Regions from separate parts of the Mus musculus genome. Here regions 2, 3, 4 and 5 are each linked to region 1. The links are chromatin loops, found by intact Hi-C in ENCODE. Cell type or tissue: gastrocnemius. All regions are shown on one strand.

The links. Hi-C counts contacts between places; a loop is a spot of excess contacts. Peaks named below come from ENCODE experiments on the same cell type or tissue, not always from the same donor. Only the 100,000 strongest peaks of a DNase experiment are listed, where the experiment ranks them.
Region 2: a loop joins it to region 1, with 4 times the contacts of the local background. A loop is called at or near these places in 19 of 42 quality-filtered maps.
Region 3: it touches region 1 in a loop (4-fold over the local background); 26 of 42 quality-filtered maps call a loop at or near these places.
Region 4: it touches region 1 in a loop (9-fold over the local background); 28 of 42 quality-filtered maps call a loop at or near these places.
Region 5: it touches region 1 in a loop (3.0-fold over the local background); 25 of 42 quality-filtered maps call a loop at or near these places.

What each region holds. Positions count from the first base shown.
Region 1 is chr12:16,805,388-16,810,387 of GRCm38, reverse strand. No RefSeq gene overlaps it. Among named protein-coding and RNA genes, the nearest start is that of E2f6, 3.1 kb to the left of the region's middle. In gastrocnemius, CTCF peaks have their summits at 2,132 and 4,648 (motif pointing right); DNase peaks (open chromatin) are centred at 2,145 and 4,672.
Region 2 is chr12:16,567,792-16,572,791 of GRCm38, reverse strand. It overlaps Lpin1 (lipin 1), which reads left to right. Exons shown (of 21, transcript NM_015763.4): 6 at 1,530-1,628; 7 at 4,273-4,402. Among named protein-coding and RNA genes, the nearest start is that of Lpin1, 19 kb to the left of the region's middle. In gastrocnemius, a CTCF peak has its summit at 1,881 (motif pointing right); DNase peaks (open chromatin) are centred at 1,912 and 4,086; H3K27ac peaks cover 2,307 bases.
Region 3 is chr12:17,257,419-17,262,418 of GRCm38, reverse strand. No RefSeq gene overlaps it. Among named protein-coding and RNA genes, the nearest start is that of Pdia6, 6.7 kb to the left of the region's middle. In gastrocnemius, no CTCF peak of the experiment used is centred here; DNase peaks (open chromatin) are centred at 1,240 and 2,827.
Region 4 is chr12:17,009,209-17,014,208 of GRCm38, reverse strand. 2410004P03Rik (RIKEN cDNA 2410004P03 gene) reads left to right here and starts at 2,482. Exons shown (of 5, transcript NM_001201332.1): 1 at 2,482-2,757; 2 at 2,858-3,081. The coding sequence starts at 2,864. In gastrocnemius, CTCF peaks have their summits at 2,411 (motif pointing right) and 4,571 (motif pointing left); a DNase peak (open chromatin) is centred at 2,444; H3K4me3 peaks cover 607 bases.
Region 5 is chr12:17,251,232-17,256,231 of GRCm38, reverse strand. No RefSeq gene overlaps it. Among named protein-coding and RNA genes, the nearest start is that of Pdia6, 13 kb to the left of the region's middle. In gastrocnemius, CTCF peaks have their summits at 372 and 3,021 (motif pointing left); a DNase peak (open chromatin) is centred at 2,995; H3K4me3 peaks cover 920 bases; H3K27ac peaks cover 1,050 bases.

The DNA.
Region 1 (5,000 bases):
CCACTGCCCGGCTCTGTATCAGTTTTTGATTACTTATTATTATATCAGGTATTGGGCTGGCTCAAGAAGATACTGTTTTGAATATAATAGACTGGATATCAGAATCCAATGGAGGAGAAAGATAAAACAGTTTAACGGGCTGGGAGAGGAGCACTGGCTAAGTTTAGGAGAACTTCCAGAGGACCTGAGTTCAATTCCCATCACCCACAGGGTGGCTCACAACCATATGTTACCTCCAGGCCCAGGGGGATTTAATGCTCTTTTTCTGGTCTCCACAGGCACCAGGCACGGACATGTTAACATGTTAGACAGTCATACATGTAGGCAAAACTTCTATGCACAGAAACTAAATTAGAAAGAGAAAAGAAAAGAGAAGTAAGTGACCTGGAGCCATAGGTATCTTTTCAAATTGTAAGGTCTTAAGCCAGTTTCTAAAAGTCGTTCTGTGCCTTAGTTTCTAAATTTGTAATGTGGAGAGTTCTTACTGATCGAAGTTACTAGCTTGTTCTCTCAAAAACCTGTCTCTGTAAAATTGCCCCAGTAAACTGCCACCTCCCTTTCTTAAGTAGCTTCTTTCCTGCCCTGTTCTCTTGTGAGTTGGGCATATCCTCTGACTCATTCTGTCAAATCTTTCTCTGATTCCTCACTTTGTCTGCCCTTAGTTAGATGCTACTTTTAAACATGTCTGCTTTCTTCTAAAAACCAACCTTACCTTCATTGCTAGGGATTAAAGGGTGTATGAAGGTGTCTGTATTCCAGCCAGAATGTACTATAATCCAGAGAGTGTCTGCATTTGGCCAGATCATGTAGACTTAGAGAGTCTTGGATGTGATCCCTTGTCAGAGTAGCCATGATGCTGGATTAAAATTCCTTTGCAGTGTGGTTTGATGTTTCGCCTGCCTGCATGTCTGTGTGTGGACACCATGTTCTCTGACACTAGAATTACAGACAGTTGTAAGCCACCAGGTGGTTGCTGGGTATTAAACCTGGGTTCTCTGGAAGAACAGTCAGTGCTCTTAACCACTGAGCCATCTCTTTGGCCCCTTTCACTTATTTTTAAATTATGTGTGTGTATGGGTTTGTGCACATGAACTGCAATGCTTTCAGAGGCTTGAGGCTTCTGGCTCCCCAGGAGCTGAAGTTGCAAATGGCTAGAGATGGATGCTTTGGCCCTCTTGGAAAGGCAGAAGTGCTCTTAACTCCAGAGCCACAGCTCTAGCCGCTATGTGTTTGAATGAAAGGGTAACACAATGCGCAACTTCCAGGCTGGAAGGAAGCTGCGGGAGTGAGACCTGGGACTTAGTGAGGGCGGAAGAGGCTTTTGGAAGAAGTTGGCTCCCACTAGATTTTACATTTCTAGGGGTCCGATACCATCTTAAGGGGGGGGGGTGTGTCAGAGGTCTTTGATCCTCTTGGGATCTCCAGTGTTAAGCTTGGAGCATGGCAGGTAGCAAGCGCTCAGTAAATGTTTGCCGAAGATTGGTAGAAGTAGAATACAACTGTGGAGAGGTCATCTCTAGAAGAGAAAGAGCACATTTTATGCACGAGTGGAGAGTTTCTCAGAGCAACTAGGAAAGACTCTACCACAAGGAGTTCGGAGAGATCCAATGCTGGAAAACAGGCATGGCTAATTTTAAGACCCCTTTCTCCATCCTCTGTTGAATGCCAAACCCTCTCTATACCTTTGTTCATGTGACTCTCATTTCAGATCTGAAGGTATGACCAAGCATGGTAGTGTATGCTCAGAATAACAACACTCTGGACACTGAAGTAGGACCACCAGATGCTAGAGATCAGCCAGGGTTACATAGCGAGAGACCATGTCTTAAACAACCAAAGCAACAACAAAATACAAGTTTCTGCTGCCAGCAAGTCCTGAAGAATAGTTTTCTTCCCAGTTTACAGATCAGAAAATCGAAGATCAGTAAGATTACAAAATTTACCCCAAGGAGCTAGCTAGTGAGTGCTAGAGACATGGTTTGAGTTCACAGCTGGATAATTCATTGGTATTTGGACCCTTGAGCAGCTTGTTGAAAACTGACCATATTTTCTACAGTCAAAAAGAATTAGGCCAGCAAAGGGGTGTGACTTAGGCACTCCAGGCTAATGAAAGAGCTTGAGCACACCCATCTGGGGAAAAGGAGAACAGCTGTTCCCTCAGTCACAGAAAAGCCCAGTCATGGGGCTGTAGCCTGAGGTTTAATCATCCCAGCGTTGTTTGAGCATCTTTCGGGTGCTGGGCTGTAGGTCAGGAGCTCTAACTCTTACAAGGACATCCTGGAGTACTAGGAGATGCCAGGTTGATGAAGATGTATGACCAGAGAGCATGAGAACGAACTGAACATGTCTGACACATCATGGCAACACAGAAAACGAGGGGAAAATAACAACGGACTTTGGGGCTTGTTCCTGCATCACCATGTAAAGCTATCTGGAACAGTAAGTGACGTACAGAGACTCTGGCTAGCTTTGTGGTGACACAGCAGGCCTTCAGCCAATGGATCCTTTGTGCCACTCACTGGAAACTTAAGATTTGTATTCCCTTCTAAGAGCCATGTGGTCAAAACCAATGCCCAGTGAAATGGTTATTTAGACATGGCCTTTGTGAGGCAACCAGGCAAAACCTCTCAAGAACTGGGATGCCCCCATAGTAGACACTGAAGGGAGCATAGATGGAGAAGAGCAGTTGGCAGTGCTTGCCTAGTGTGCATGAAACCTTGATTTCATTTTCATCACCATATGAACCAGATGTAGTAGCACACTTTTGATCCCAAGCACTTGGGAAGTGGTAGTAGGAGGGTCATAAGTTCAGGAACATCTACAGTTAAATCATGAGTAGTGAATTTGAGGCTAATTTGGGATGCCTGAGATCTAGAGGGGGTCAGAGGCAGAACACAGAGGAGAGATGTCTTATTTCTTCTACCATGGGACAATGAGTCATGAGTCTCAGCATTGCCATTACCTGGGTAAGTGTGTGTGTTACTAGAAATGAAGGTTCTATGGCTCTACCCAGAACTACCACATTAAAAGCTCAGAGGTTTGATGTATTCTGTAAGGCACTGGCTGGGTCCTGGTAGGAAACTAGCTTTTCCTGGCTCTGCAAGTACCCAGTCCACTAAATTGATACTTTGTTAAATCAAAGCCAGGTTAACTTTTCTGATGTGATATTTGGAGGATGAAGACCTAGAACAAACATGGATGGTGTCCTGGCTCATTTCATGTCAATTTGACACAAGCCAGAGACATCTGATAGGAGGGAACCTCACTTGAGAAAATGCGTCTATAAGAACCAGCTGTAGGGCATTGTCTTAATTAGTGATTGGTAGGGGAGATCCCAGCCCATTGTGGGTGGTGCCATTCATGGCCTGTTGGTCCTGGGTTTTATAAGAAAGCAGGCTGAGCAAACCATGAGGAGCAAGCCAGTAAGCAGCAACCCCCCATGGCCTCTGCATCAGCTCCTGTCTCCAGGTCCCTGCCCTGACTTTCTGTCCTGACTTCCTTTGATGATGAACGGAAGCATAAGCCAAACATACCCTTTCCTCTCCAAGTTGCGTTTGGTCATGTTGTTTCATCACAGCAATAGTAACCCTAATTAGGATACAATTGGACGCATTCAACAAGCAGGCATGTTGTAATGGACGTGATGTACTTTGGAGACTGGGAAAATGGATGATGCTACAAGCGACCAGGTGGTCACCTACATAGAGAGGGTTACAGCCTTTGTGTTTTATTCAGTTCTGCTTTCTTGTAGCTGAGAGGCCCCTAAATATAGCTTCTTGCTGTAGACAGAATGTCTCTGCACACACTGAGGATTGTCTTAGACGAAACTTTATATCTCGCCTCTTCCTTTTCTTCTTCACTTCTTCCTCCCCTGCCCCCTTCACCTTCTCCCCTTCCTGCTCCACTTCTCTCCTTCTTCCTGTTCCTCTCCTTTTCCTTTTCCTCTTCCCCTTCCCTCTTCCCTTTCATTCCCTTTCTCCTCCTCTTCCCCTTTTCTTGTTCTTCCCTCCTTCCCATCCCTCTTCTCCTTCCTCTCTCTCCTTCCTGCTTCCCCTACTCCCCTCTTCTTCCTGTTCCTCTCCTCTTCCCTTCCTTCCTCTCCTTCCTTCTCCCCCTCTTCCCTTTCAGTCCTTTCCTTCTCTTCTTGCTCCTCTCTCCCTCCTCCTCTTCCTCCTATTCTTCCTCCTTCTTCCCCTCCTTTTCCATCCCCCAACTTGCCCCATGTCCCACTCCTCCTCTTCTTTAAAACAAGGCCCTACCTTTATAGCCCAAATGGGCCTTGAACTCACTGTGTAACTCAGGATTTCTGTGAAGCCCAGGTTGCTCTGGAATTTGCAACCCTCAGGGCTCAGCCTAGAGTGACTTTTCTTTTATGGAAGTCCAGTTCTGAAGTATGATTGTTCCCAACTCTGCACTGGGTTTTTGAAGGAAAGTCTTGTCAGATGAATTACATTAATCTTTTTCTTTTCCGCTTGCTTTAGTTTGTTTGGTGTTATTCTGTTGACTGCTAAATGTGCTCTGTTTAACTGTTAGTCTTATGTACCCTACCTTTGCGGTCTATCTTGGCTTTGCCTCTGATTCCTTCACGTGTCTAATGTTCCCTTACTGTGAATAGCCGAGTGCCGGCCTACCTTATTCAGAGAATGTACCATCAAGTTCCTTGGCTCTCCACCAGGTGGAGCAAGTTCACCTTAGGAGTCCAGCCTCACTATCTGTCTCTGTCTCTTTCCGTGGTGTGTGTGTGTGTGTGTGTGTGTGTGTGTGTGTGTATGGTTTTTGTTTTGAATGTGAAAGGTAGCTGTAAAGTGGAATGGAGGAGATTCCTTTGGATCTGGACTTAAGGTTTTAAGTAAGGAACTGTTTTATCAGGCCTCTGATATATTATTTGTTTGTAATAGGGAGTCTCATGTATCCCAGACTGGCCTTAAAACTTGCTGTATAGCCAGGGATGGTGTGTACCATTTCATCTGGTTTAATAGAGTGCTGGGGACTGAGCATAC
Region 2 (5,000 bases), 240 kb after region 1:
GACACCTGTCTTGGTTCCAGTTTGCTCAGGGTCATCTTGAGAATAAGGCAGCCGCAAGTCATAAGCTAGGGCTGAGCTATCATGCTTGATCCTAGCTGGGACTGACTGGAAATGCTCATCTACCAGAGGATAGGGTCTACTTGCTTAGAGATCAGACCTTCCATTAGGTACCAAATACTTAGCCATATATATGTATATGTGTGTGTGTGTGTGTATATGTGTGTGTGTGTGTGTATGTGTGTATATATATATATATATAATGCTTATGTTTATGTATATATGTGTATATAAGTACATATATGTATATAAGTATATATTTATAAGCATATAAGTATATGTAAGTATATATATATGCATGTGTGAATGTATGTATATATATAAATATGTATATGTATGTAGTTTTATATTAGACATGTTGTTTTAATTTCTTTTCCTATTGTTGTAATAAAATGCCCTGACAAAAGCAACATGCATGCACACATGCACACAAACACAAGTACAAAAAAACCTTTGCAAAAAAATCAAATTAACTTAAAAGATTTTATTCGACCCACATTTCACAGAGTAATCCATTTAAAAACATTAATGAGATATTTTAAATATTGTTTTCATAATAAACCTTTTAGGTCAGTGATCCATTCTTTGGACCCAGCAGACAACTATCTACACCTCTCTAAGATGCCTGGAACCTCATGTGTTCTTGTCCTGGTTCAGGGAGATGATCCCAAAGAAGAGAAGACATACTGACTTAGGAAGAAAACAGAGCACCGTCTTTAGACGCTGTTAATTGATTGATGAAACCTATTCTTCATTAATCTGAAGAATGTAAAAGGAATGTTTAGGACAGCCCAGGGAGGGACTCACTGTCTCTCTTGTTCTCCTTGTGAGTCCAGGATACTGATGGCATCAGATTATGTGACTGTTGTCACATGGATTGAACATAAGGATACATAGATTCTTACGTCGTCCACACTTGGAATAATGTGTTTTATAGGAAACGAGAGAGAGAGAGAGAGAGAGAGAGAGAGCGCCCATGTCTGAGTCTGTAGATCATGGAGTTTGATTCTATGCTGAGGTTCAACCAGACATGTGTGGTCTTGCCTTGGCTGAAGGCACAAGGATCAAATGGGAAATGGGTCTTGGCAGCTTCCTATCTTTGCATCCCAGGAAGTTCATGCTGATGGTGTAGGGAGGTAGCTCAGGTTAGTGGGTGCTTGCTTAGCACGCATGATGCCCTGGATTCATTCCCTGTCAGGGTGGAAAACCGGGCAGTTCAAGGTCGTCCTCAGCTACAAAGCTGGTTTGAGGCAGCCTGGGTAGCAGGAGACGAGCGCAAGAGAAAGGTCACGTTGATTTCCTACGGATTTCAAGGTAGCTGGCCTTTTGCTGGTGCTGGGTGACAGCCAAACGTTTCCATTTCTTAGAGTCGTTGTGCTGAGAGCCACAAGCAGTGGTAGAACATTTCGTTTAACTGACTGTGACATTTTCCCCCCCTTTCTTTTTGCTGTGTGTCCGTCCGGTGCCTCCAGCAGCCTGGTAGATTGCCAGAGGACTCCCCCTCACCTGGCCGAGGGAGTTCTCTCTAGCTCTTGTCCTCTGCAGTCTTGCCACTTCCATGCTTCGGAAAGGTAGACCTGTTTTTACAGAAGCTGTGATCTAATTCTAACTCCAATCACTTGCAATGAAAATTAACTCGCAGGATATAAAACAAATTTTGATCTAACACTTAAAATCAGTTGTGCTCACTAACCAACTTACTTATGAAAAAATACTTCCTTTCGTTTTAAGTTGTAAGTAGGCGATTAGACATGTTTATTTTAAAGATGTATTTACTTTGATATGCTTGAATGTGTGCCTGCATCATGTATGTCTGTGTACCACATGCATGCAGTGCCTGAGGAGGCCAGAAGAGGGCGGTGGGTCCCCCCAGAACTGAAGTTGGGAAGGATGGAGAGCTACCTTGTGGGTGCACTGGGAATTTAACCTAGAACCTCTGGAAGAGGAGCATGAGGTTTTTTTGTTTGTTTGTTTGTTTTTCCCGAGACAGGGTTTCTCTGTATAGCCCTGGCTGTCCTGGAACTCACTTTGTAGACCAGGCTGGCCTCGAACTCAGAAATCCGCCTGCCTCTGCCTCCGGAGAGGGCTGGGATCAAAGGCGTGCACCACCACGCCTGGTGAGCATGCATTCTTAAGCAATGAGCCCTGATTAGGCTTGCTTAGAATTCCTCAGATGGTCTGTCCTAGGTGCTGCTTGACTCTGTGAGTGGCCTTGAAAATCCGGACAAGGAGCTGGAGACTGAGAGACCATGTTTTCTGTGGTGGGGCAATTGACAGACAAGTCTCTGAGCTAATTTTAGAGCACCACTTTAGAATAGCCACTTACTATAAATATTTAAACAGCCTATTAGGCTTTCTGTATAATGGGTTCCCACAATCTCCACGGCATTTCTAGAGCAGAATTTAGAAGAACGGCTTAGGACCAGTCTTGGGGCATGGGCTTGTGTTTTTATCAGGGCCTCCCCCACATCCCCTCGGTATTGTTAATTTTGTGGACATTTCCTCATCTACTTTTGAAACTTTATAATCAAAGTAAGCACTGATTAATTTCTGTCTGGGGATCATAACTGTTACAATTTTATTTGACTTAAAATTTAAAAATTGATTTTACATTTAATTATAAGTACTGACTCCCCCTCTTCAAAGCACATATGTGCGCATTCATGTAGGTGGCTGTGTGCTTGTGTAAGTGACGTCTACAAGTGGACACTGGGTTCCCTAGAGTGGGAGTTAGAGGCAGCTGTGAGCAGCCTGTATGGGTACCGGGAATTCCAGTCCTCTGTAAGAACTGTTAACTCTCCTTAGTGTTCCACCTTCCCAGCTACCTCTCCAGTTCCCGTGTGGTGTGTATGGTGTAGGGTTCTATTGTAGAAGCTCTTTTTGTGTGTGTGTCTTGTCTGTATGGTGTAGGGTTCTATCGTAGAAGCTCTCACAATATGATTTACCAGGAGCCTCCTCCCCAGTCAGGCTAGACCATGAGGGTTGCCCTATGGTAGTGTGCTTTCATTGGGAAGATCAGTGGTCAGCGGGTGCCAAGGGAAGGGGGAAGCCCTTTGTGCCTCACTGTAAAACGAGGGTCAAAGAGCCTGAGGTCTGGCTTTATGGAAGCACCATACAAGGCCAGGCTAGCTATGTAGAAAATCTCTCAAATAGATACAAGTTCACTTGGCCACGGAGTTGTGTGCACTACGGGGCTCTTCTTTAACCAACAGGAAGTGCCATCTTGAGTTGGCAATGGGACTCAGATAAGTGAGATTTGGCACAGCCAGGGGAACGGATAGGGGCTGTAGAGAAGCCATTTCCTGCTTTGTGTGAAAGGGCTGCTATGTTCCTCTTGAGGGAAGTGGTGTGGGAGAATAAAAAGAAAGAGAACTATGACATTTCTTCCGGCCTTGTAGCTTGGTGTCTGTGAGAATCGTGGGTCTGCATTGATACTTTTGGCCCGTTAATTTGGCCGAACAGACATGAGACTTGGTTCAAATGTTAGAAGTAAAAATGTGTGCCGTGGAATGGAGGCGCGTCACTGTCACTTAGGAGCAGCACAGTGAGGTGACACAGAAAGCCTTTGTTTGATAGGTTCCTGGAGACAGCTGCCTGGTGATCCAGTGTAGTGAAGTTGGCACACAGGGTGTTTTCCTTGTTCTCAAAGCCAGTGTCTAAACCTGGGATACAGTGTCAGCTGGTCAGGACCCCTTTGCACCTGCTGGAGAGCTGGTGCTTGCTAGGAAAGTGAGAGCACGGGTGAGAAGCCTGTGTGTGACAAAGGACAGCAGTTTGTACCCAAGAACCCTTCCCCACTTTTGCTCTCTTTGCCCCTCTGATTGTTTCGCCTCTTCATCTCTGTCCTCCCCTGTCCTCCTCCTCTTCTCCGTCCTCCTCCTTCTCTCCTCCTCCTTTCTTTAGTTTATTGAGAATTTCCATTTCTGATTCTATCCCCCTCACCTCTCAAGTTATAGCTCCTTTTACTGTCCTTCAGTTTGGCTACAAGGCTGGCCACCTTGTTACCTTGTTAGAGGTGGTAAACAGTGACCTCTAGTGGCCAAAGGAAGGCTTGTCAGAGGGAACGGCCCCAGGGACGTATCTTCTGGGTTACTAGAACCTTTGACTCTGAGACAAAACCAAAGGTTTTTTATTTTTTACTTTGTTGTTTTGCTGCTGTTGTTGTTGTTTTCTGATTTTCCCCCCATTCAAATCATGGTTTTGTGTTTCCTTAAGTCCTTCAGGCTCCCGGCCCTCAACACCAAAAAGTGACTCTGAGCTGGTCAGTAAGTCTGCAGACAGGTTGACGCCAAAGAATAACCTGGAAATGCTCTGGCTGTGGGGTGAATTGCCACAGGCTGCAAAGGTAAGCCTTTGAATCTCAGTGTTACGGTGCATCGAGGGTGTGTAAGTTAGCTCCATCTGTGTGGAATTACCATCCCAGCTTTGTAAAGGGATGGACTCCCGGGGTGCTGACTCAGCAAGTGTGCCTCTGGGCAGGGTGTGGCTGTGTATTTTGAACAAAAGAACCTACACTGTATATCGCAAATATAATATAAAATATATATTAAATATAAAAATGCAAAGTCAGTAAAGAAGATAACGCAGCTTGTGTACAGACCCTAGCTTCTTTGCAGCCTTACTTCCCCAAGGCCCATGGTGGTTAGAGAGGTATCATGTCGTAGGAATGGAGCGGTGCAATCTGAGCCCCTTGGAAGAAATGCTGTTATCTAGGAAGGCTAGGCTCTCCTGTAGAGAGAAGCCACTGGGGCTGAGATGGGGGTGTGTGCGGTGTAAGGACGAGAAGAAGCCAGTGGACCGCAGTGTGCGAAGCTTGCAGCTCATCAGTGGGGAATAGTTCTAACATCTAGTTGGTGAGGTCTTGATCCTAAACCTTTGTACACCCCGGAGGAGATGGAGAAAACCTCCGTGTGGTAGAGGCCAGGAGGGTCTGGGAGGCGCAT
Region 3 (5,000 bases), 450 kb before region 1:
TGGAGTAAGAGACTTAATCCTTTGTAAATTCTGTTAAAGATTTCTGTAAGAATTTCACTCTTTCCTCATGTGGTACGTCTTGTACTGTTCAATAATGTCAGGGAGTTAATACATTTATACCTGCACTCAACTTTATTTATATACAGTTTAAGATTTCCTATATAGAGAATGGTGCCACCCAAAGTGGGCATGTTTTCCTACCTTAAAGAACATAATCAAGATAATTCCCCCAGACATGTCCTCAGACCACTTTGATCCAGACAATACCTCACTGAGACTCTCTTCCCAGGGGATTTTTTTTTTTTTTTGTATCTGTAGCCAAAGCCTCTTTTATATTTAAGCTTTTCTATGCAAAAGCTTTGTTTAAGAAGAACCTAATCATTCTAGATTACAGCCAAGTGTTAGTAGAAACTTTTGTTTTGTTTTATGTTTGTTTGTTTGTTTGTTTTTTGAGACAGGGTTTCTCTGTATAGCCCTGGCTGTCCTGGAACTCACTCTGTAGACCAGGCTGGCCTCGAACTCAGAAATCCACCTGCCTCTGCCTCCCGAGTGCTGGGATTAAAGGCATGTGCCACCACGCCTGGCTAGTAGAAACTTTTGATTTTTTTCATGTTTCCAATAGCATCTAGATCCATACCTGTTACAGAATAGCCAATGTGTCTCCTTCTATGATCCAGCCACTTCTGTCATAATTTAATGTAAGCCCTTTGCTGTGATAGTCACTGTGGTGGTTTGAATATGCTTGGCCCAGGGAGTGGCTCTATTAGGAGGCATGGCTTTGTTGGAGTAGGTGTGGCCTTTTTTGAGGAAGTGTGTCACTGTGTAGGTGGGCTTTGAGAGTCTCCTCCTACTCACATGGGAGACAGTCTTCTCCTATCTGTCTTTGGATCAAGATGCAGAATTTTTGGGTCCTCCAGCCCCATATCGGCCTGGACACTGCCATGTTTCTGCCTTGATGATAGTAGACTGAACCTCTGAACCAGCAAGGCAGCCCCAATGAAATTTCCTTTGTAAAAGTTGCTTTGGTCATGGTGTCTTTTCACAGCAATGGAAACCCTAACAAAGACAGTCACTCATCGATGGCCCCAGGCTGAGGATTTGTACATGTTTTCCTACACTGTGTGTGTTTGGGAGGTATTGGCAGAGCTGGGTCTCTTAAGCTGGAATGCAAACAGTCGGTCATGCATGATATATCTCTTTGCTAATGGCCCATGGATGGGCAGGAGGACTGTGTGTCTGGGCCTTTTGCCACTGAGCTCTGCCAGCCTGCTGATGGGTTAGGGAAGCCAAGTGCCCATCAGCAGAGACACAAAGAGTATGAACTTTTGAGCTGCTGAATTTGCCAACAACTGTGGTGGTTTGAATAAGAATGGCCACTATAGTCTTACGTATTTGAATACCTGGTCACCAGGGAGTAGCCTTATTTGAAGGGACTAGGAGGTATGGCCTTGTTGGAGGAAGTGTGTCACTTGGAGTGCACTTTGATGTTTCAAAAGCCCAAGCCAAGCTCGGTGCCATTCTCTTTTCCTGCTTTCTGCAGATCGGGATGTAGAACTCTCAGCTAGTTCTCCAGCATCATGTCTGCCTGTGTGTTGCCCTTGCTTCCTGCCATGATGATAATGGACTAAACCTCTGTGTGTGCAAGCCAGCCACAGTTAAATGGTTTCCTTTAGAAGAGTCACTATTGTCATGGTGGCTCTTCACAACAAAGAACACTTACACCATGGAAAGCCCTTGAAATGGGTGAGACATGGGACAGGCCACCACCTCAAGACTCTACTCTTTTCCTGTGTCCAGGGCCTCCATTCCCTCTGGCCCTATAGAAAGCACAGGGCTCATTGGCCTTGATCTTCTCGCTCTTCCTGGCAAGCAGACTCTGAAGCTGATGAAGCAGAGTGGCTTCTATGGAGGCAGGAGACAGGCAAGACAGCCTTCCTCTCTGGGGGTGAGTGAACTCATCCAGGGACCTGACAGGAAAAGAGCTCAGCTAGGTCCTGCTGTTAGACTGCCTGCTTCCAGTGATGACTCTGTTCCTTGTTGGCAGTGTCCCTACGGACTGTAGACTTTCTAGGCCTCAGTTTCCATAGCTGCAAATAACTATTGTAATAATTGCATCTTATCTGTGAGGCTGTTAATAAGCTTGGAATGGTCTGTGGACCAAGCCTCGTTGCAGTGCCCTCTGGATCAATAGCAGAGTCTGAGCCAAAAGGGGCAAAAAATGTAATAATCTTTTTAAGAGTTGTGTGGATGTGTCTCTGTTAGGGTTTCCATTGCTGTGAAGGCAATGGACCATGACCAAGGCAACTCTTATAAATGATAACATTTAACTGGGGCTGGCTCACAGTTCAAAAGGTTCAGTCCATTATCACCATGGTGGGAAGCATGGCAGCATTCAGGTAGACCTGATGCTGGAAGAGCCAAGAGTTCTACATCTTGATCCTCTTTTTGTTGTTGTTGTTTTTTGAAACAGGGTTTCTCTGTGTAGCCCTGGCTGTCCTGGAACTTACTTTGTAGACCAGGCTGGCCTCGAACTCAGAAATCTGCCTACCTCTGCCTCCCGAGTGCTGGGATTAAAGGCTGTGCCACCATGCCCGGCCTACATCTTGATCCTCAGGCAGCAAGAAGGAGACTTTCTTCTGCACTGGGCAGAGCCTGAACACAGGAGACCTCAAACCCCACCTATACAGAGACACACTTCTTCCAACAAGGCCACACCTTCTCCAATAAGGCCACACCTCCTAATAGTGTCACTCCCTATGGCCAAGCACTCAAACACGTGAATCCACGGGGGCCCACCCCGGGTGTGTGTGCATTTGCTCCTGTGTACGACACCCACAGGGAAGCAGGCTGTCAAGTGTCTTCCTCTTTTGCTCTCCATATTGTCTCCTTGAGAGAATCTCTCACTAACCCTGGTGCTCACAGTATTTCCATCTATGCTGGCTGTCCAGAGCGTACCAGTACCAGTGGTCCTCCTGGCTCTGACCATGTCTCTTCCCCATCACTGGGGTTACAAGTGCACCCAGCTGTGTTCAGCTTCTCACAAGAGTGCTGACGTCAGACCTCAGGTTCTCATGCTTTCACAGCAAACGCTCTCACCCTGTGAGCCATTTCCCCAGCCTCTTGGCCTTGTTCTTTATGAAAAAAAAAAAAAAATCTGCCTTTAAATAAAAATTTTGTTTATAATGGAAGTTTTGCACTGGTTTCCCTCACTCACACCATTTTCTCCTCCCTCCTTTTCTTTCTTCCGTTCAGTATTTTGAGATAGGGTCTTGCTAGGATGCCTAGGCTATCCTCAAATTAAATTGGTGATTCCCCTGCCTCATGCTATCTAAGTCTGGGATTACAAGTATAAGCTATCAGGTTTGACTTGGTATTTTTTGTTTATTTGTTTTGTTTTGTTTTTAGTTTGTAGTTATGTGTTATTTTTCTTTTAAAAATCTCTCTCTCTCTCTCTCTCTCTCTCTCTCTCTCTCTGTGTGTGTGTGTGTGTGTGTGTGTGTGTGTGTGTGTGCTGGCTAATATTGTTAATTGTCAGATCTTAAGTCACCATGGACACATGTCTGGGCATGTCTGTGAGGGAGTTTCTAGATTGGGTTACATGAGTGGGGATGATCTAACCCTTAATATGGGCAGCACCATCCCCTAGGCTTGGGATAGGATAAAGTCCAGAAATCAAGCTGAGCGCCTGCACCCACTCTCTCGACTCCTGACTGCAGCTGCAGCGCAGCCAGTTGCTGCACACGCCTGCTGTCATACCGTTATGCCTGAGTCCCATGGACTGTGCCCTCAAACTGTGAGCCAAAATAAACCATCCTTTATCCGGTTGCTCTTGTCACAGCACCAAGTAAAATAATCAACACACACTCTTCTGAGGGCAGCAAAGACAGTGGTTCTTCTACCATGCCTCACAGTGCCCCTTGGCCAAGCAGCCAGCACCCAGTTCTCTGAGCGCACATACATACACCTGCTTTCTCTGCCATGGCCTGGATCTTTGCCAAAAGCCACAACAACAAGGATGTTAGCTTTGGGCTTTGCAAACAAAAGATCCTACTCCACCAGAATCTACTGTTGTCAGAGACACAGTACATTACGAATCATTTTCTTCCCCATCTACCGAGCTGAGACATTAGCAGATCTTTCTCCTCCCTGTGCGTACAAATCCCCCTTCAGTTGCCAGAGTGCTTGCCTAGCAGGCAGGCAGGCCTGGGTTGGACCACCAGCACTGCACAAAACGAGGCAGAGTGACACATGCCTGTAATCCTAGCACTCAGGAGGTGGAGGCAGGAGGAGCAGGAATCCAAGGTCATTCTTGGGTACCTCGTAAGTTGGAGGCTAGCCTGGCTACATGTGACCCTGTCAAAACAAAACAAAACACAGAAACTGAGCCAGGCATACTGATGTACACCCTTAATCCTAGCTTGGAAGGTAGAGGCAGAGGCCAGCCTGGTCTATATATTCAGTTCCTGAACAGCCAGGACTATGTAGGTAGGCCCTGTCTCAAAAACCAAAATAACAAACAAAACAACAGGGACCCACAGGACTTCTCAAAGGATAAAAGTATTCTCTGAAAGGCTGTGTACCTGAGTTCAGTTTCTGGGGCTTTCAGGAAGGGTGGAGAGAAAGAACTCCTGAAAGTTATCTTCAGGCCTCCACAGGCACACACACTCACTCTCTCTCTCTCTCTCTCTCTCTCTCTCTCTCTCTCAGACACACACACACACACATACACACATGCACATACATACACACATACACATGTACACGCACATATACATACATACACACATAGACACACAGAAAAACACAGACACACACAACACAGACACACACTCCTACATGCATATACATATATGCAGACACATACAAAACAACCTAGCTGCTCATTGCTCTTGGCTGGCTTTCACTAATCTTTTAAATCTAAGCCCAGGTGTTAACCTGTCGCCCCTTCTAGGAAGTGTCCCTGCTCCTGAATCACCAACCAAAGAGCGAGCACGGGCTGG
Region 4 (5,000 bases), 200 kb before region 1:
ACCTGGTGTACACTGTACAATCTACAGGCAGCTCAACAGGTAGGAGAGTGTGCTTTCCAAGTGGCTTCATTGTTCCGAGGCTCTTCCTAGCAGCTCTGGTGGTCTCTGCTTCTTCCAGGCCACTTGGTGGGTCTCTAATTCTCCTTTGCAGCTTGGCTCATTTAAGAGGGACCCTCTGTACCAGCTATTGTTTACTGTCAGGAAAGTGAATCTGGTCAGTTTCAGGGACTTCCTGGAGTTCTTATGAGTTGTTTACTTTCTATCTTAAGGATCTTTGCTGCTGGAGAGGAAACTGACACACAACAAGAAGAGGTGTGGCCTATTGCCTGAGTCCCAGACACCAGAGCATCCTCCACTTAGGGTACCTCTGTCTACACTTGATTAACCATTTCTGTTCTCTGGCTGCACAGGGAAGGAACACCTTGCCTGACAGGAGTCAGGCACAGAGTGTAAGGGAAGGATTGAAAGGTCTATCAATAAACCCATCGCTGGTGACGAGGAAGAAAGGAGGGTGCCTGGAACAGCGTGATGGGAGGGTCTGAGTTTGGCTGAGCTGGATGAAGAAGCCACTGGTGCCACAGACGGGGTTGGGCTGCTTGGGACTAGAGAAGGAACAGAAGTGGAGTCCACAGCAGGACCCCCACTCTTAAGTCCTCGATGTGCCTTTTATAAGCTAAACTCAGGCTGCCTGGACAGTCACTCCGGTTGTATTCTTCCCTGTAGACTGGATTCCACTGTGGGCCTCAGTGTGACTCTGTGTAGGACCTATGTCCACAAAAGCTGCCTGGGGTTGTTGGGAGGCTCCTCAGTATCAATGACAGGATGCTGTGGGCTCTCTGGGCTTTCAGAAGGAACATACATTGTTGCCCTGGTTAGTTTACCTCAACTTAACACAAGCTACAGTTATCAGAGAGGAGGTAGCATCAGTTGAGAAAATGCCTCCATAAGATCCAGCTGTAAGGCATTTTCTCCCCCCCCTTCCTCCATAATCCATTAAAAAAAACTTTTTATTGATTCTTTGTGAATTTCACATCATGCACCCCAGTCCCACTTATCTCCCCACCCTTTGCCCTTGCAACCTCCCCCCCCCCCAATAAACACACAAACACACACACACACACACACACACACACACACACACACACACACACAAGAAAGGCATAGAAAGCATCTCATCATAGAAGCTGCAGTGTGGCACCGTGTGTCCCACAGTGTATCCCTCTGTCCACACATCTTCACTTGCAGATGTTCATCGCAACGAGTCATTGGTCTGATTGGAGATCTCTGGCTTCTGTGACACATCAGTATTGAATCCTCATTGGGACCCCCTCCTGGTCATCATACTGTTGCTCTGTGTCATGGAGATCCTGCAGCTTTGGAACAGCAGGACTGGCCCTTTCATGTGTCCCAACCATCTGCAAATGATAAAGATTTTGGAGTGGGCCAATTCAGAGCCCTGGGTCTGGGCCCAGGTGGTAACTGGGGTGGTTAGCACTCAGTCAGCTCTCCCTTCTTTGCACCTCCAGGGAGAGCTCTCCAGCGCTGCTCCAGCTAGACCACCCAGTGCTGACATGGGCAGGAGGCAGGTTCTGCTCTCCTTTCCTGATGCCCTCTGGGCAGGCCCATGTGCTCCCACTCCTCCAGAGCCAGCTCCACTGTGCTGCCCAGTCAAGGCTTGTGGCCCATTCTCCCTAGGGCTGCAGCCTTCAAGGGCCTGGGCTAGTTCTCCTGCCCTCTTACCCTTAGGGCTGGATCATCCCTGCCTTCACTATTAGGACCACTATGCTGCCCAGTTGAGGTGCAGGGCCAGCTTGCCTGAGTGCTACTGCCAGTGAAGGGGTGGGGCTAGTAAGGCATTTTCTTAATTAGTGATTGATGGGGAGGGCCCAGGCCATTATGTATGGTGTGATCCCTGGGCAGGTGATCCTGGGTTCTAAAACATAAAAGGCTGAGGGCTGGAGAGTGGCTCAGTCGTACAGATAGCTCAGCTCACTGGGTGCTCTTCCAGAGGTCCTGAGTTCAACTCCCAGCAACTACATAGTGGCTCACAACCATCTATAATATGGTCTGATGCCCTCTTCTGGCATGCAGGTGTACATGCAGATAGAGCACTCATACATAAAATAAATAAATAAAAATTTTTAAAAGATAGCAGGCCGAGTAAGCCATGGGGAGCAAGCCAGTAAGCAGTACCCCTCCATGGCTTTTGCATCAGCTGCTATCTACAGGTTTTAGCCCTGTTTGAGTCCCTGCCCTTACTTTCTTCAGCGATAGATTACGATATGAAAGTGGACGCCAAATAATCCATTTCCTTCCCTACTTGCTTTGGTCATGATATTCCATCACAGCAATTAAAAACCCTAAGATGTCTTCTCTTCCTGCCCCTGGTCTCTCGTCCCTTCGTCTGGGACCCTGAGTTCTCCACCAGGGGGCAGCACAGGGTCTTGCTCCAGTTCACCAGCTCTGCGGAACACGGAGCACTCACAGCTTTTGGAGACTCAGCAGACACTGTCCCGCTCTCCCGCCCAGGGGAAGAGCTGGGCAAAGCACCTACCATCTGCACCCCACCGAGTGGCTCCGAAGTCTTTGGAGGGCGCACAGTGGGTCCGCCCCTTCCGCATGCGCACTTGGGAGTCGCCTGTTCCCTGGGCGACAGTCAACACAAGCAGGGCTGCAAAACACAGCTGGGCGCAGATGCTGCCCCAGCCTGGAGAGTTTTTGTCCCCCATCAGTCACTCTCTCTGAGCTCGAAATCCGGTGAGGGACGAAGCGGGAGCACCTTGTGCAGGTTATCCTGGGTTCAGGCAGAAAGTCTCAACCAGTCTTTCTCTTTTCTCTCCCTCTCCTGATTCTCCAGTCCCCCATGGGCAGCCAACATCGTGGGCTACCAAGAACCACATCCGCTGGGTACAAACCGCCCCCTACCAGGCAGCTTGCCTCAATTTCTGCGGCCCTGGGGGATGGCCCTGCTGCAAGCAGGGCTCTCGCCGGTGGTTGCCAGGGGACCCCAGCCCTGGGTGTGCAACAGGACCAGCTGTGGAGGGAGCTTGTGGAAGCCGAAGCACGAGGCCAGAGGCGTTGGTGAGTGTCCTGCCCCCCCTTCTCCCCGAATCTCTCACATCTCCATCCACCTTGGGGGGTCTGAGAAAGTGCAGAGGAAAGAGTTCAGAATATATGGAAAGATCAGAGGGGGAGAACGTGGAAGTAGGGTGCAAGAGAGGCCAGCCTAGACCCAGACTGTGACTAAAGCAGCTAGGGCCTCATTCCCAACAGATAGCTGGGAATATAGGTATAGACAGGGCTCTGGTCCCATCTATGGCCACACAACAATCTCTCTGTCCCTCCTCTTCTGGGAGGAAGCTGGCAGCTGGAAGCCATGGCACTGCCTGGGGCGGGACTCTGGCCTGGGGGTGGAGGTGGGGGTAGGGAGCTTCCTTCCTGGTTTCATTCAGTGATGGATACCAGGAGAAGCCTGGTAGGTTTGCCCAGAGTTCCAAGGGGGCCTGGCTTCCTGGACCCCAAGAGAAGTAGGTAGACTAGGCAAGTATGATGACTCAGAGCTGTACGCCCAGTGTGAGTTTGAAGTTAGTAAGACAAAACCAAAGACTGTGGAGTGGCTGAAGCCCAGTGGGAAGGAAGATGGCTACTGAGCAACCACTTAAAACTGTGAAAAGTCTAAATGAAGGCTTTCCAAATACACACGCCGGTGGCTGCATTTTTAGTTTCTTTTCGCCCCTCCTTTAGTCTGGCGATCAGACTCAAGGTGGTAGCAGTCACTCCATCAAGGAGCTCATTCACATAAACATAAGCACATGTCAGAATTTCCTTCTTCAGGGCAGAGTAATATTCTATTCCATGAAAAAAAAATCATTTTCACATGTTGGCTGTTGTTAGGTGTCACAGCAAACAGAGGAGAGCAGATTTCCCTTTGAGACCTGGCTTCCCATTTTTCAGATAAAATTTTCAGAAGTGGAACCGGTTCTAGTTTTGTTGGGAGGGACTCTCCTGCTGTTTTTCACAATTTCTGCCCTACTTTGCATTTCCATTAACAGTGTACAAGGACTCCAAGTTCTCACCAACCCTGCTGATGCTCACTGGTTGTTTTTAGTGCCTCCGTCCACCTAATTAGATGGTCAGAAACACAACCCTAGGCTGGCAACTGGTGATAGTATTGGAGTGGAGTTGTCAAGCTGTCAATCAGACACTGTCACTAGCGAGATAGAAATGGGATTAGAGGGTGCTCCCTATTGCTTTAGAATTGCTTCCGGGGAGCTGGGGTGTCCCTGGAATATCTGGCAGAATCCACCCCCTGTGTTGGTTGTGGTGTGAGGACACAGGAGAGACGCAGGGCATTCACTCTCCTCCTAACATGGCCTTTGTGGGGGAGCACTATTACCCCAAAAGACTTCATTAAAATATGTAAACTTGGTACTAGAGCGATGCCTCGACGGTTAAGATCACTTGTTCTTACAGAAGACCCAAGTTCAGTTGCTTGAACCCACATCTAGCGGCTCATGACTGCCCACAACACCAGGTTTAAGGAATCTAGCACCCTCTTTTGGTCACCACAGGTACTGCACACACAGTATGCAGTGCACATACAGACACATGTGCATTCTTTAAAAATTTGCAGTATGTAAAGCTGAGTCCTAACATGGTGTTTTAGTTACCTTTCTATTGCTATGATAAAACACCATGACTAAGGCAGCTTATAAAAAAGTATTTAATTTGGGGCTCGTGGTTCCAGAGGGATAGAATCTGTGATCATCATGGTGGAAAACATGGCAGCAGACAGTCAGGCAAGTTGCTGGAGAAGTAGCTGAGAGCTCACATCTTTATCCATAAGCACAAGGCAGTGAGAGCCAACTGGGAATGGCATGGGCTTCTGAAGCCTCAAAGCCAACTCAGTGACACACCTCCTCTAACAAGGCCACACCTCCTAATCCTTCCCAAACAGGCCCACCAACTGGGACAAGGAACGGTTCACACAGATAAGCATA
Region 5 (5,000 bases), 450 kb before region 1:
TACCAAATAGGCTGGAAGGAGGCTGCTCCCCTGTGTCCCTTTGACTGGGTAACTGCAGGGGTGGACAGAAAACTGTCTCTTCTGGCCATGGAGCCACTCAGAGCTTTCAACAACGGAATGCCTTTGACCTTCCCTACACAGCCTCTTTTCCTTCAGAGAGGGCTTCCTTCCCACATGGGCACCTTCTTGGATGTGGGGGTGTTCTGTTTAATCCAGAGAATGATCGACAATAGCCATACTTCCTGTTTTGAATGAGTGAGTTTACTAAGTATATCGCAAGTCCAGGGTAAAAGAACAACTAGCAAGTAGCAGATAGACAGACAGCGAAATATTATCAAATCATGAGCTCAAAACAACCAGCAGAAATGGACTGGGAAGTTGAAGCAGGCACCCCAGAGGGGGTAATGATAGGGACAGACCACCAGGAGGCACTTCCGCTCGCTCTGTTACGCAGTCTGAGCTGTGGAAACTGAATTGTCTGCCCATGATTTGTGCACATTTTTCTTTGTGTGCCAGGCTTCAAAATAAAATGTTTATGTCATTAAAAATAGATTCTGTGGTAGAGATTTCAAACCACCTATGCTACACAGTGTGGTCCCAACCTCAGCGTCCTGGCTTGGCTGATGCCCATTGTCGGCATCTTCTTGGGTGTAGCAGGGTCTGGAAGCTAGGTGGGTGGGTGGGTGGGGGGAGATGAGGCATTCTGTTGAGAAGAGAGGGTGGCTGGAAAGGTTAGGGATGGAAGGAGCTATGAGGGGAAACTGGGATGTCCACGGCCATCTTTGGGACCCAGGAAATGTAAGGTAGACTCTAATCCATGGTTGATCTGACCCCCCCCCCCCTTTAGCTATAGAAACCCAGTGACATGGGAGTCAGAATCCTGGGGGCTTCCAGCTCTCTGGGTCGCTTTTCCTTATAAGATTGTGGGAGGGGGAGGGATACGGCAGGAGAGTGAGGGCATGGGTAGTTTGGGGGCATGAAAAGAAGCCACGAGTCCTCACTCTCCTGGGGCACAGCACTCCTAAACATCTCTCTTGGGGCAAGGTCAGATGCAGACCCTGGCTGTATGTTCAGGACAGCTGAGGCTACAGCCCTACACACCCAGCCCGTGATCAGTCCAGCTTCATAGAGGGACAGACATCAACCTGGACCAAACCCAGGACTCAGAAGCAACGTTCTCCTCCTACAGTCTCATGCCCTGTTTACCACAGCTACCTCCTCCTAGAATGAAGCCAGGCTCATCTTTAGCTGCTCTCTCTGTGTGTCTCTCTGTGTCTCTGTCTCTCTCTGTCTCTGTCTCTGTCTCTCTCTCTCTCTCTCTCTCTCTCTCTCTGTGTGTGTGTGTGTGTGTGTGTGTGTGTGTGTGTGTGTCTATGTGTGTGTGTTAGCTGCTCACTGCAGGAACCCAGGCTGCTTGCTCTTCTAATTCTGCCAGGTAGAGAGATCAAGGTTACCACCATCTTGGCTTTGTTTCAGTCTCTTAGAAATTTCAAGACTGCTGGTGCACCTTCACCCATGAGTGTAGACACACCCTTCTCACATGAATGGATGGATCAGTGCTCAGGAAGGTAAGATGAACACTCGGGCTCACGTGTGTCCCTAGGCGAATGCCTGTTACACAACATAGTCCAGGAGACACATGAAATAAAAGATGTGGGAATCAAGGCTGGAACGGTGAAGTTATATCTCCAAGGATCGATACCACCAGGCGTCTGAAAGTGGGACTCGGGCTGTCAGGACCTGGTTGTCACACCTGGGTCTCTATACTTGTAGAAACACCTGCTCTCTCAAGTTTTCATGAGAGCTTCTATTTCATTACCCTTTGATGCTGCCAAGGGAAACTGAATCCTAAAATAGACTCCTCCCCCTCCCCCACCTCTGCAAACTTCTGAAGGCGGATTAAGCTGGGCATTAGGAATTTTCTAATGTCACAAAATCCCAGCAGCTTATACAGTAAGCACATCACAGATCTGGGAGAAAAGTTCCCTGTCTGGCAGCCTCGGGCGGCAGGCTTTCAAAGCCAGGCAACCAGCTCCTCCCGGTGCCTTTTGGGCTCCACTTGTGATCTGTGATTTAAAATGTAAAGTCTCCCCTGCTAGGTCAAAGGCAGTGCTCTATGTGGGCCAGGGTCACTGCTGCCCTCAGCACTGGGCTTCAGAGAGAAAAATTCTCTGTGGACAGAACATTCTGGAGCTTTCTGAATTGTGTGCCCTCCTCCTCTAAGAGGCTTTCCCCCTCCTTCTCTGGGGCTGGGTCCTCCACTGTGCCCCCCCCCAATTCTGTAACAGATCACTGGTAGACACTGACCCCATCACTTCATCTCTCATTCCTTCAGACTGGGGCTCTGAGAAGTCAAGTCTTCCTCAGTTCCCAAATGCTGGCCATGAACCCAGGACCCCGGGTTCTGCAAATTCTGGCTCACTGGATGATGTACAATGCTCCCACAGCATAAGGTTGTCTTAAAAAAAAAATTTTCCTCCTGCACAGCAGACTCTAGAAGAGATAAGGGAATTAAATTTAAATTTACACCGTTTCATTATAATGTGAACTCACCGCGTGGGGGAACAGCAAGGAGCATTGCCAATTCTAATGCGCTTGTGTCTATTCTGCTGGGCCACATGGGTCCACCTCAGGTAGCCTCCCAGATACGAGGCTTGGATGGTGAGTTCCCTCAGGTAATAGGGCTTCCAGAAAGCGCATGTGGGCTTTCTGCAGGTCAGGTGAACTCTAGAGCCTGCAATCAAGACCAGGAGTTGCCCTGAATTCTGTCACTCAAGATCAGGAAGTCCCTGTCTGCTTTTATAAATTTTCTGTGTCTAGACCTTGTGGTCCGTCCTGTGGAGACGGTAGCGGTCCCCATTGGTAGGGTTGCCACGAGGATGGAGTGACTTGCCAGATTTGCTAGCGCTCCAACATCATCCCGCTAGCAGCTGTGCTGGGGAGAAATGGCACCGCAGGCACCGGGAAGAGCAGCCCATCCCTCCTCCAAGACCCAGTGGTTTCTTCACTGCCCTCTACTGACAAAATCTAGCATTGCACCAGCTGGCAAAGGGGAAGAAGGTTCCATGGGCCCAACTCCAGCATCCTACAGCAGGTGAAGAAAGGTAGATCTGAAGAGTTAATAAACTGACAACTGGAAGAGGTGACAAGAGAGGCGGGGATGTGCCATTCTCATGGCTGCGCACACTTAAACATGGTAAGATGAACTTCACAGTTTAGTCCCACTGTGTGTCTCCTGAGCTGTGCTCTCCCCCCGCCCCCCCCCCCCCCCCACCCAGTAGGATCACTGTTATCCATGCAGCACGGGTGAGTGAAGAGAGGTGTTGAATGGTGTGTTCAAAGTCATGCTGTTCCTTAGGTGCTGCTCTTTGCTTTGGACACTATGTCCTTTCTGCTGCCCCCTGATGTCACTGTCATAGAGGACCAAGCCTGGTACTCTATCTTGAGAACTTCCTGTGGCCTTCACTTTATCCTCTGTTGTGGCATGGCCCTCTCTGCTGCCCATGTGGGGCCTAGCCACTGGGGACACTGACCTCTCCGCCTCAGGCTCAGGGGCGTCAGTGGCTGAGGAGGTGAGGGGATCCCCAAAGCCTGCCTTCCAAGCCCACCCCCAGGCACAGTGCTAGAGAGAGCAGAGCCTGCCACAAGCTCTGAGGGCTCAGGCTCAGGCTCAGGCTCAGACTCACAGGGATGGGAGCCACGGCTCATCTCTAGGTGAGTCCGGTTCACTTCTCATGATTACTAATAAGGGTGTTCACTTATAATGGAAGGGTGTCTCCTCAGTAGGTAGTCGGAGGCACCCCCAGTATCCTGTCCTGAAGGACATGGTCCATTTGGCTCCTTGTCAGCAGCTAGGAAAAGGCCCGAAAGGTTAGATGGACTTGTCCTAAGTACGGAAGGATCTGGCCAAGAGCCTTGGGTCAGACTTCCCATCCTCTGGGCAGGAGGAGAGTTGAGCCTTCTGGAGGGATCCAGCCCTCTGTGGAGAGAGCCTGTGTGAGATCCGATTGCTCCAGGAGACAAGGTTGCAGCTGTACCCTTTGGGGGACATTCCTTCTGCTGCCTGGACCCTGAGTTCAGTGGGACCAGTCTCATCTTGGAGACCTTTAAGAACCTTCCAGTTCCCCAGGCATCACTATGTTTGCTGCGAGGTATTGCACCTGCTAGGGGCTGGCCTTCCTGAGCTATTCAATCACAATAGCTGTATGGTGCTGGCATGGCTGGTATCTGTGTTTCAATGTGAGGAAGCTGAGGAAGTTGGATAATCACTAAGCAGCCAGGCATAGCTGCATAGGATGTGAGGGTCTGAGACAGGAGGATTGCTTTAGCTAAGCCTGGGTAACACAGTGAGACATTTCAAAACTAAAATAAAACAAGACACCAAAAATTGAAAAAAAATCTCTCAACACACACACACACACACACACACACACACACACACACACACACACACACACACACCCATTACAAGGGAAAAGGTTCCAGAAGTTCCTCTGACGCTCAGTCTTTCTCTGCGCCATCATCTCGGAGGTGTCACTGCTGTTTGGTAGTATTTGCTTGCCTATGTCAGCCCTGCCTCACCCCAAAGCATGTGAGATAACACAGTGAAAAGAAAAAGAAGAAAAGCGGATGGGAGAGAAGAAAACACACCCGAGTCGGATGAAGATGCCTGTAGAAAGGGGAGATGTGGACACGCAGTGACCTGTCAGGATGGGAGTCCCTAAGAAGGAGAACTGCCAGCACCCTGGAAAGTCAGGTTTGTTATTGCTGAGCAAAACAAACCAACTCCTCCCGGGTGCACACACATTCCTAGAACAAAAGAATGACAACAGCTATGCATTAGTAATATAAAATTAGAGAGTTGCAGTGTGACGGTCTGGATTGATTGTCAACCTGACAGGACCTAGAAACATGAAGGGTGGAGTCTCTGGGTGCACCTGAGAGGGATTTTCTCCATTAGAGAGAACCCACCATAAAGGTCCTGGGCTGAAGGAGAGAAA